Regions from separate parts of the Homo sapiens genome. Here region 1 is linked to region 2. Evidence: chromatin loops called from intact Hi-C (ENCODE). Cell type or tissue: endothelial cell of umbilical vein. All regions are shown on one strand. Links, peaks and the distances in the headings refer to the core of each region. The heading gives the core; the rest is flanking DNA.

What was found. Hi-C counts contacts between places; a loop is a spot of excess contacts. Peaks named below come from ENCODE experiments on the same cell type or tissue, not always from the same donor. Only the 100,000 strongest peaks of a DNase experiment are listed, where the experiment ranks them.
Region 1: a loop joins it to region 2, with 5 times the contacts of the local background. A loop is called at or near these places in 1 of 110 quality-filtered maps.

The regions. Positions count from the first base shown.
Region 1 is chr10:90,521,984-90,527,367 of GRCh38, forward strand. It overlaps LINC02653 (long intergenic non-protein coding RNA 2653), which reads right to left. Exons shown (of 7, transcript NR_110657.1): 2 at 5,291-5,384. Among named protein-coding and RNA genes, the nearest start is that of LINC02653, 16 kb to the right of the region's middle. In endothelial cell of umbilical vein, for the core only: no CTCF peak of the experiment used is centred there; no DNase peak of the experiment used is centred there.
Region 2 is chr10:90,310,925-90,316,308 of GRCh38, forward strand. No RefSeq gene overlaps it. Among named protein-coding and RNA genes, the nearest start is that of LINC02653, 230 kb to the right of the region's middle. In endothelial cell of umbilical vein, for the core only: no CTCF peak of the experiment used is centred there; a DNase peak (open chromatin) is centred at 3,147.

The sequences.
Region 1 (5,384 bases), core at 220-5,219, 210 kb after region 2:
ATGTTCATCAGGAAAATTTGCCTGTAGTTTTGTTTTGTTTTGTTGGTTTTTTTTTTTTTTGAGACAGAGTCTCACTCTGTCACCCAGGCTGGAGTGCAGTGGCACAATCTTGGCTCACTGCAAGCTCCGCCTCCCGGATTCATGCCGTTCTCCTGCCTCAGCCTCCCGAGCAGCTGGGACTACAGGCGCCCGCCACCACGCCTGGCTAATTTTTTCTATTTTTTAGTAGAGACTGTGTTTCACCGTGTTAGCCAGGATGGTCTTGATCTCCTGACCTCGTGATCCACCCTCCTCAGCCTCCCAAAGTGCTGGGATTACAAAGTGTGAGCCACCTGCCTGGCCTGTTTTGTTTTATTTTGTTTGTTTGTTTTTTGATGTGTCTTTGGTTCTGGTATCAGGGTAATACTGGCCTCATAGAATTAGTTTGGAAGTATTCCCTCTTCCTCTATTTATCAGAAGTTTGAGTAAGACTGCTGTTAGTTCTTCTTTAAATATTTAGTAAAATTCAGCAGTGAAGCCATTAGGTCTGAGCTTTTCTTTGCTGAGAGGCTTTTTGTTATGGCTTTAATCTAATTACTTCTTATTTGTTCACATTTTGGACATTTTTGTGGTAAAATCCTGATAGGCTTTATATAGGAATTTATCCATTTTTTCTAGGTTTTCCAATTTATTGGCATATAGTTCTTCATAGTAGCCTCTAATAAAATTTCTGTAGTAACAGTTTTAGTGTCTCTTTTTTATCCCTGATTTTATTTGGGTCTTTTCTTGTTTTTTTCTTAGTATACTAAAGGTTTGTCAGTTTTAATTATCTTTCCAAAAATCCAGCTTTTGTTTTATTGATCATTTGTATTGGTTTCTCTATTTCAATTTGAGTTATTTTCTGCTCTGATCTCGTGTTATTTTTTTTCTTTTACAAATTTTGGGTTTAGTTTGCTCTTGATTTTCTAGTTCTTTAAGATCCAACATTAAGTTTTTTATTTGACATTTTTCTACTTTTTTGATGTAGGTGCTTTAGCTATAAACTTCCCTCTTAGTGCTGCTTTCATTGTATCCATTGGTTTTGGTATGTTATGTTTCACTGTCATTTGTTTCAAGAGCATATTGTTTAATTTCAGTGTGTTTATGTAATTTCCCAAATTTCTCTTGTTATTAATTTGTAGTTTTATTCCATTGTGTTCAGAGAATATACTTGAAATAGTTTTAATGTTTTTAAAATTTTAAGACTTATTTTGTGGCCCAACATATGGTATCTCCTTGAGAATGACCCATGCAACGAAGAGAAGAATATATATTCTTCAGCCATTGGATGAAATGTTTTATAAAAACCTATTAGGTCCATTTGGTCTATAGTGCTCATAAACTCTAGTGTTTCTTTGTTGATTTTCTATCTCAATGGTGTGGCCAGTGCTGAAAGTGGCCAGCTATTATTGTATTGGGGTGTATCTGTCTCTTAGCTCTAACAGTAATTGCTTTATATATCTTGGCACTCCATTGTTGAGCACATATATATTTATAATTATAAAATCCCCTTGGTGAATTGACTCTTTTGTCTTTATATAATGACTTTATTTTTTGCTTTGATGGGTTTTTTCTTGAAATCTATTTTGTCTGATATAAATATCACTACTCCTGCTCTTTTTCATTTTCCATTTGCATGGAATGTCTTTTTCCATTCCTTTATTTTTAGTCTTTGTATGTCTTTGTAGGGGAAATGTGTTTCTTGTATGGAACAGATCATTGCGCTCGGTTTTTTTTTTTTTTTTTAATTTTATCCATTCAGCCACTCTGTGTCTTTTGATTGGAGAGTTTAGTCCATTTATATTCAATGTTATTATTGATAAATAAGGACTCACTCCTGTCATTTTGCTATGCATTTCCTGGTTATTTTGTGGTCTTATCTTGTTTCCTTCCTTCCTATCTTTGTTTTAGTGAAGGTGATTTTCTCTGGCGGTGTGTTTTAATTTCTTGCTTTTTTTGTAGCTGTTGTATGTTTTTAGATTTGAGGTTACCATAAGGCTTGCAATACTATCTTATAACCCATTATTTTAAACTGATGATGACTTAAAACTGATTACATAAACAAACATGCAAAATGAAAACTAATAAATACTCTACACTTTAACCTTATCCTCTCACTTTTTAACTTTTTATTGTTTCTGTTTATGTCTGGTCCTGTCTATATCTTGAAAAGTTGTAGTTATTATCTTCATTGGTTCATCTTTTAGTCTTTCTACTCAAAATATGAGTAGTTTACACACCACAATTATAATGTATACTATTCTGTGTTTTTCTGTTTACTATTACCAGTGAGTTTTTACTTCAGATGATTTTTTATTGCTCATTAACATCCTTTTCTTTCAGACTGAAGAACTTCCTTTAGCTTATCTTGGAGGATACGTCTGATGTTGATAAGATCCCTCCATTTTTGTTTGTCTGGGAAAGTCTTTATTTATCCTTCATGTTAGAAGGATATTTTTACTGAATATGCTATTCTAGGGTGAACATTCTTCACCTTCAGCACTTGAAATATGTCATGCCATTCTCTCTTGCCCTGTAAGGTTTCCACTGAAAAGTCTGCTGCTAGACATATTGGCGCTCATTGTATGTTATTTGTTTATCTTGCTGCTTTTGGGATACTTTCTTTATCCTTAAACTTTGGGAGTTTGATTATTACATGTCACAAAGTAGTTTTATTTGGGTTAAAGCTGCCTGGTGTTTCACAACCCTCTTGTACTTGAATACCAATACCATTTTCTAGGTTTGAGAAGTTATCTTATTATTCCTTTGAATACAGTTTCCACACCTATCTCTTTCTCTTACCTCCACTCTAAGATCAGTAACTCTTAGATTTGCCCTTTTGAGGCTATTTTTTTAGATCTTGTTCATGTGCTTCATTGTTTTTTTTTTCTTTTGTCTCCTCTGTGTATTTTCAAATAGGCTGTCTTCAAGCTCACTGTTTCTTTCTTCTGCTTGATCAATTTTGCTATTAAAGGACTCTGATGCACTATTCAGTATTGAAATTGCATTTTTCCACTCCAGAATTTCACTTGGTTCTTCCAAATTATTATAATCTCTTTGTTAAATTTAGCTAATATGATTACAAATTCCTTCTCTGTGTTATCTTGAATTTTGTTGTGTTTCCTTAATATAGTTATTTTGAATTCTCTGTCTGAAACATCACCTGTCTCTGTCTCTCCAGAGCTGGATCCCCTAAATAAGGTACCAGAACTGGTACCTTATTTAGTTTATTTGATGAGTTCATGTTTTCCTGGGTGGTCTTGATGCTTGTGGATGTTTGCCAGTGTCTAGGCATTGAAGAGTTAAGTATTTATTGTAGTCTTCAGAGTTAGGCCTTTTTGTACCTGTTCTTCTTGGAATATTTGGAAAAAAAGATTTTCCAAATATTCAGAGGAACTTGGGTGTTTTAATCTAAGTTTTGGTATCTGCAGTCATATCTGTATTATAGGGTACACCAAGCTCAGTAATGCTGTGGCTCTTGCAGACTTGTAGAGTTACCACCTTGGTGGTCTTAAATAACTTCCAGAATAATTCTCTGAATTACTAGACAGAGAATCTTGTTATCTTCCATTACTTGTCTCCAAACAAATTGAGTCAGTCTCTCTCTCTCCCTCTCTCTCTCTCTCTCTCTCTCTCTCTCTGTGCTGAGCTGTCTGGAGCTGGGTAAGGGATGACACAAGCACCCCGGTGATTACTGTGGCTGGGACTGGGTCTGACTTGAAGCTAGCACAGTACTGGTTGTCACCACTGCCTGGCTACTGCCTATGTTCATTCAAGGTCCTAGGGTTCTACAATTAGCATGTGACAAAGCCAGCCAGGCTTATGTCCTTCCCTTCAGGGCAGTGAGTTCTCCTGATCTCAGATGGATCCAGAAATGCCATCCAGGAGCCAGGGCCTGGAATCAGAAACCTTAGGAATCTATCTAGTGCTCTATTCTACTGCATCCCAGCTGGCACCCAAGCCACTGGACAAAGGCCTTCCAACTATTCCCTCCACTTCAAGGAGGAGAGGAGTCTCTGCCAATAGCCATCACTGCCCCAGGGCCATGGCAAATATTGCCTGGCTAGCCAATGTTCACGCAATGTCCAAGGGTTCTTTAGTCAGCTTATGGTGAATGCTGCCAGACCTGGGGCTCTCTCTTCATGGAAGTAGGCTCTCTTTGGCCCAAGGCAGATCCAGAAATGCCATCCAAGACTCAAGTCCTGGAACAGGGGACCCCAAGAGACTGCTTGGTGCTCTACCCCACTGTGGCCAACCTGGTACCTAAGCTGCAAAACAAATTCCCCTTCACTCTTCCCTCTCCTTTCCTCAAGCAGAAGAAGTCTCCTCTATGTAGCCACCACTACAGGGAACACGCTGGGTCACACCTGAAGCTAGCACATCTCTGAGTCTCACCTAAGGCCCATGGTGAGTACTGCCTGGGTATCACTGCTGGTTATTTGGTGCTCAAGGAACTCTTTAGTCAGCAGGTGATGGATTCTTCCATGTCTGGGTCCTTCCCTTCAAGGCAGGAGGTTCCCTTCTGGCCCAGGGTATGTCTAGAAATGTCATCCAGGAGCTGGGTCCTGAAGTGGAGGCTTCATGACTCTTCCAGTACCCTATCCTATTGTGGCTGAGCTGGTATGTAAGTTGCAAGGCAAAGTCCTCTTTAGTCTTCCCTCTCATCTCTTCAAGTGGAGAGGTATCTGTACCAGAGCTGTGAGCTGTGCTACCTGGGGCTATGGGAGGGCTGGAGCAAACACTCCCTTGGCCACTCCAGATGGTGTCTCACTAGGTCATGTGTCCCTCAAGTCCACTGGCTCAGAGCCCAGCACAACATCAGAACTTGCCCAAAACTTTTAGTCCTTCTGGCCTAGATTGCCTTACAAGTTTACTTAGGACCCCAGAGCCCTTAAGCCTACAGTAGTGGGGCTTGCCAGAACTCAGATTCCAGCCACTGGGATAGGCAATTCCCCTCTGGCTAGAGCTGTTCTAAATGCTCCCTCAGTGGGTGCCAGCTGAATTCTGCCAAATGTTGCTTTCTGCTGTGACAAGACAGCACTGACTTTCAATGCATAGTCCCACAAATCCTGTACTCTCCCTCCCTGAAGCACACAGATCCTTTCTCCGCACTATGTGGCTGCTGCTGGGAGCTGAGGGGGTGGGGGGTGGTATTAGCAATTTAAGACTGTCTTTCCTGCCCTCTTCAGTACCTCTTTCCGTGATATGAAGTTAAAACCAGGTACTATGATCACTCATCTGATTTTTGGTTCTTATGAAGGTGCTTTCTTACGTGGATAGTTGTTCAGTTTGGTGTTCCAGCAGGAAGGATAATTAGTGAAAGCTTCTCGTCAACCATTTTACTCCTCCTTCTCTCTAGTTGCAAT
Region 2 (5,384 bases), core at 159-5,158:
AAAAACAGACTAGAGAAGTATTAACATATTTATTCTCACTGTTCTACCAGAGTATTTATAATTAATTTACACTGTTTTTGACCTCTAAAAATAATAATCTAAAATCTAAGAGTTCATTTTACTCACTTGAATATTCTTTTCATTATATTCTAATGGCACTGAAGAAGCACCTACACAGCCTGGTTCTCTCTGGACTTAGAAGAAAGTGTGTACAATTAAGTCCAGTGAAAGTATTTTCAACACCTTTCAAATGAGTTTGGAAATGTATTTCTTTACTGTATGAGCAAGTAGTGTTTATGTTAGATAAGATATCCCAAACTGTTTAAATAGATTATGTTGTCATTATTAATGGTTAATGGAATTCAACTATTTATCCATCAGTCACATTTTGAGTGACATCTATGTGTTCTAGATGTTTGGGCTACATTACTGTGTTATAGAGAAAGATTCTTGTGCTCCTGAATCTCACATTCTAGTTGAGTCAAACAATAAATAATACACATACTAAATACATAATATACATGAGTGTTAGAAATTGATACCCGCTACAGAAAAAAAAAAGAAAAAGTAGAGCAGGATAAAAGGGATTGGAATATAGAAGCTTTTTTGACTCTTCTCATTTTCCTCCTTTTTTTGTGTGTTGCATAATATTTGCATTGTAAGAAGATATAACCATTACATACTATGCTCTATTTTTTATCTACTATAGTATTTATTCTGTAAGTATATAATTGATGCTCACCATCAGTTTATTTCATTCACATTGATTGTCTGAAATTTGTTTAACTCCTCAGAGAGGCAATATAGCAACAATATACCCTAATTCTTGCATGTTGACCACAGGTATGCCACGTATACTCAAAAGTGAGTTTTGCAAGGTATAAAATTTTTCCTTGAAATTGAAAATAAATGAACCTGTTGTGTTCTGGTAGAGATTGTTGTTTTCTAAAAGCCTAATAATAATCTTATTTTTGTCTTTAAAGCCCATAGTAAAATTTGTTTTGCTGTTGGTTGCTGTAGGCTCGTGTTTTTAGGTACACAGTATGATCTTTCTAATTGTAGTTACAGGTCTTTTATATTTAATTCAGGAAAGTTTTTTTGAATTTTAACTTTTAGTATTTATTCTTTTCTGTTGCTTCGGTGTTTACTTTAAGTTTGTCTATTATTTGTATGTTGGATTTCCCTTGTCTGTCTTTAATATTGATTACTTTCTCTTGATTTTTTTATTTATTTTTTCTTTCTTTATAAATATTCTTCCTTTTATACTCTATTTCCATTCTTATTTGGTGTGCTTATTAATTACTGTGTATTTTTAGTCCAGTCTTAATTTCTAAAATGATTTTTCATTTTATTTTATTCTTAATTATTAATTATGAATTTTGAGGTATTTTATTTTATTTATTTTATTTTATTTTATTTTTATTTTTTGAGACAGAGTCTTGCTCTGTCACCCAGGCTGGAGTGCAGTGGCACGATCTCGGCTCACTGCAAGCTCCGCCTGCCGGGTTCACTCCATTCTCCTGCCTCAGCCTACCCAGTAGCTGGGACTACAGGCGCCCGCCACCACGCCCTGGTAATTTTTTGTATTTTTAGTAGAGACGGCATTTCACCATGTCAGCCAGGATGGTCTCGATCTCCTGACCTCGTGATCCACCTGCCTCGGCCTCCCAAAGTGCCAGGATTACAGGCGTGAGCCACCGCGCCTGGCCATTTCTGGGTATTTTAAAATTCAGGCGTATATTGTTCTAAAAGTCATATCATTTTAATAATAGCTTTTAGTTTGCTTTGAAGTACGAGGTAACAGTTTTAATGTATTTTATGTTATGCCTATTTGGTATGCTTTCACTATCTATGGGAATATTATTTTGCTTTTTATTCCCTTTTTTCCTATAGTAGTTTTTTATGGGACTTGGTTTAAATACTTTCTATTAGACAATTGTATTTTTAGTTAGTTTTCCTGGATTTTTAGGAGATGTAATAGCTTTTATAATTTAATAGAATTCCCTTTTCTGTTTTAATGTAGTGTGCAAAAATATGGTGGTTTGCTTTCTGAAGTTTTCTAGCTCTGTTTCTCTCTAGATTCTTACCTTTCTTTTCTCTTTCCTTTCTCTCCATCTTGTTAAATTTCGATTCAACCCACAGCAACTTCTCTTCAATGTTGAGCCATTTCTTTGAAGGGAGCCCTCCCTGCTCAATGTCAAGAGTTCACAGAGGTGAGACTACTCAAATTTCTTTAGACTTTACTATGAGCCCCTTATGTTTCTCTATTCTCAGTGGTCAAAATCCTTTTTAGCTTTAGACATTATTCTCAAATTGGCATTCCATGCTTTTTGATGAGTACCTGAGTTTGAGATTCTTTGTTCTTAGGTCACTCAATTTTTCAGTTACTCCATTTTTTTTTTCTCTCTGTTTCTTCCCTCAGAGATGCTAACACTGAATTTCTAGAAGTTATTGATAAATTTTGGTCACAAACTTGCACACTGGGTTTAGATGGAATGCTATTTTTAAAAAAAATTCGCATATTCTTAGCTTTGTTATCTAGTTGCTTTGTCAATGGGGATTGGGAAGTTCTTAATTTAAAACTATGCTTCTTCCACTGCCCCAACTTCCTAGAATCCCCTTATCTTAACTTTTGAGATTGGAATATGTCTGCTTAAATTTTTATCTCATGAATGATTTGAAACCATTATCTCATTATCTCCAGGAAACCTTGGAGTCCATAAATTACCATAAGAATTCTCAAGACAGATAAGTATCTACAACTATAAAATGACAAGCTTTTCTGTTTAGGGTATCATGCTCAGTAATTTTTCTTAGCTAAATTCTTGCCAAGACGCAGACCTTCTGTAAGCTGTTTGGAACCTGAGAGATCAATGCTAGGTATTCCTTTGGTAGGCAACTTTTGGTATCAACTTTTCTATCATATACCCCAAGTCATCATTTTTCTCAAACCTTCTGTCTTTTAATATCACAGCAGGATTATCATTTTTAGAATGGTCTTCCTTTAAGTAGTTATCACTAATCCCATCTGGACATAAAAAAGCTAAAGATATTCAGGGAATTGGCACGCTTCCATGTCTTCAAATGGGCCACTTACCAGGATTTCACTCTCTAGTGCCTCACAGCCATACGAGATATGAGATTTAGATATTATTAAGATAGCATTTTAAAGGGAATCAATGAATCATCATATTTAGCCAATTACTCACTTTTTTATTACCCTACAATTTCAGGCCAATAAACCCCAATGACTGACTTCTCTAAGATATAGACAATCTTATTAATGAGTCATTGCCTAATACCCTGCATGATTCAAGAATATCTTGAAACAACAATTACCTAGATATCCAAATCCAGCAAGATTAAGGGACATTTTAAAAATAGATACAATTAGTGTTAAGGCACCTAATTAAACAGATTTCTATTTGGGAGTAAAAATGTCATTGAATTGGCTGTGGTGCTACCGTAATTAGTCATTTAAGCTGCCAAAGCAAAGTGAAAGTCCAAGAACTGATAAGCTTTCTAATAACACATGTACTCTATATTTTTCCCCAGAGATCAACATCAATTTCACTGAGCAGGAGTTTTCAGAATCCATTAGATTCTTCTTTTTTGAAAACTCAGACAACATCAGCATTACTCTACTATTCTATCACATTTCTGGCTAGTCAGAATTTGTCAGAGAACCAGAGGCGGTTCCTTCAGAAATAGTGCAGTTTAAATTTTCAATACCTTATGGATGCGGAAAATATTGGGGCAAAACTAAAACAAAAGGAAACGGTGAAATGGCTGTAAAGGTGCTGGTTTCCATGCAAAAGTAGGAACAGAGGCTTTTATTCCAACCTACTATGCTTACTTTCATTTTGGTGACTTTAGCTAGCATTCCATTCAAAACATGTTTTTTCAGTTTGTGAGCTCACGCCTAACTATTCCTTTCCCCATCACTTCTCTACCACTCACTCTCATGGTTACTTACTAGAGTTCATCATTACAAAAAGTGGCACCACTCCATAAGGGTCATCTGCCACTTCATTTTTAGGTAGTATTGATTCAGTTCCTCTGACTGGAGAGGTAGGAATTCCTCCCTCCTTCCCTGCCTCAAGTAAGTTCTAAGTTTAAAATTCTTTATTTATAAGTACTTAAAGCTTCTCTTTCATTATCAAGTCAAGGAAGACCATGAATCAAATATATAGTTTTCTTTTTAGAATAACACTATACATCAATAATATGTTATAAATGCTCATAATAAATATGAAATGCTAAAAAATTTCTGAGTTATAAATGGAAATTGCAATCCTTTTTAAGTAATTGGGCTTCCTTGGATGTATGTTTTTCATTATTAATATATAAGATGAAAATAAATATATCTTAAATTGGAATGAATTTAAGGTAAGGAAATTATTATTCTTGGGGGTAGAAGGATATTTTTTGAGGTAGTTAAACCAACCCTTCATCTAAAAGCATAAAAGGATTCGATGACAACTCTTTGGGGGAATAAGACAATGGATAAGTCACCCCAATTTACAATGATGCAATCTCGGCTCACTGCAACCTCCGCCTCCTGGGTTCAAGCAATTCTCCTGCGTCAGCCTCCTGAGTAGCTGGGAATACAGGCACGCGCAACCATGCCTGGCTAATTTTTGTATTTTTTGTAGATTCGGGTTTTGCCATGTTGGGCAGATTGGTCTTGAACTCCTGACCTCAGGTGATCCGCCCACCTCTGCCTCCCAAAGTGCTGGGATTACAGGCGTGAGCCACTACACCCAGTGTACACAAGCCCTCTAACTTTTATCAGTCTTTATAGAATTTAATGTCTGATGATACAATGCATAAATTATTTTATTGTTTTATTTTTAAGCATCTTTTAATATGTAATTTTCACCTAAATTCTTGAGGACAGACACAACTTCTTATTGTTTTAAAAATTTTTTCTTTGGCACTTAGCACTCTCCCTGGAAGATGGTAGGTGCTAGATAAATATAACAATAGCTACGCTTCCTAATACAGTTGGTAGTAAACTAGGTTAGTGGTTCCCTGACCTGTGTGTATTAGAATTACCTGGGTAACCTAAAACAAAATCAGGTCTATTGAATCTCCAAATAATCCATAGATACTGACATAGCTTATCCACTGCATTAAACATGGCTTAGTGCTCTATTAGATGTTTTATTTAAAAGGTATTTAATATTCTTAGCAACCGTATAAGGTAAATGTTAACAGCTCTATTATGCAAATAACAGTAACAGCTAACATTTTCTATATGTTTATTGTATACCAAAGTTCTAAGTACTTTTCATGCATTAACTGATAAGAGGAAAAAAAAGAAGTGACTTGCCTGAGACCTGGAAGGAAACACGTGAAAAAGCCTGAATTTGGACTCATTT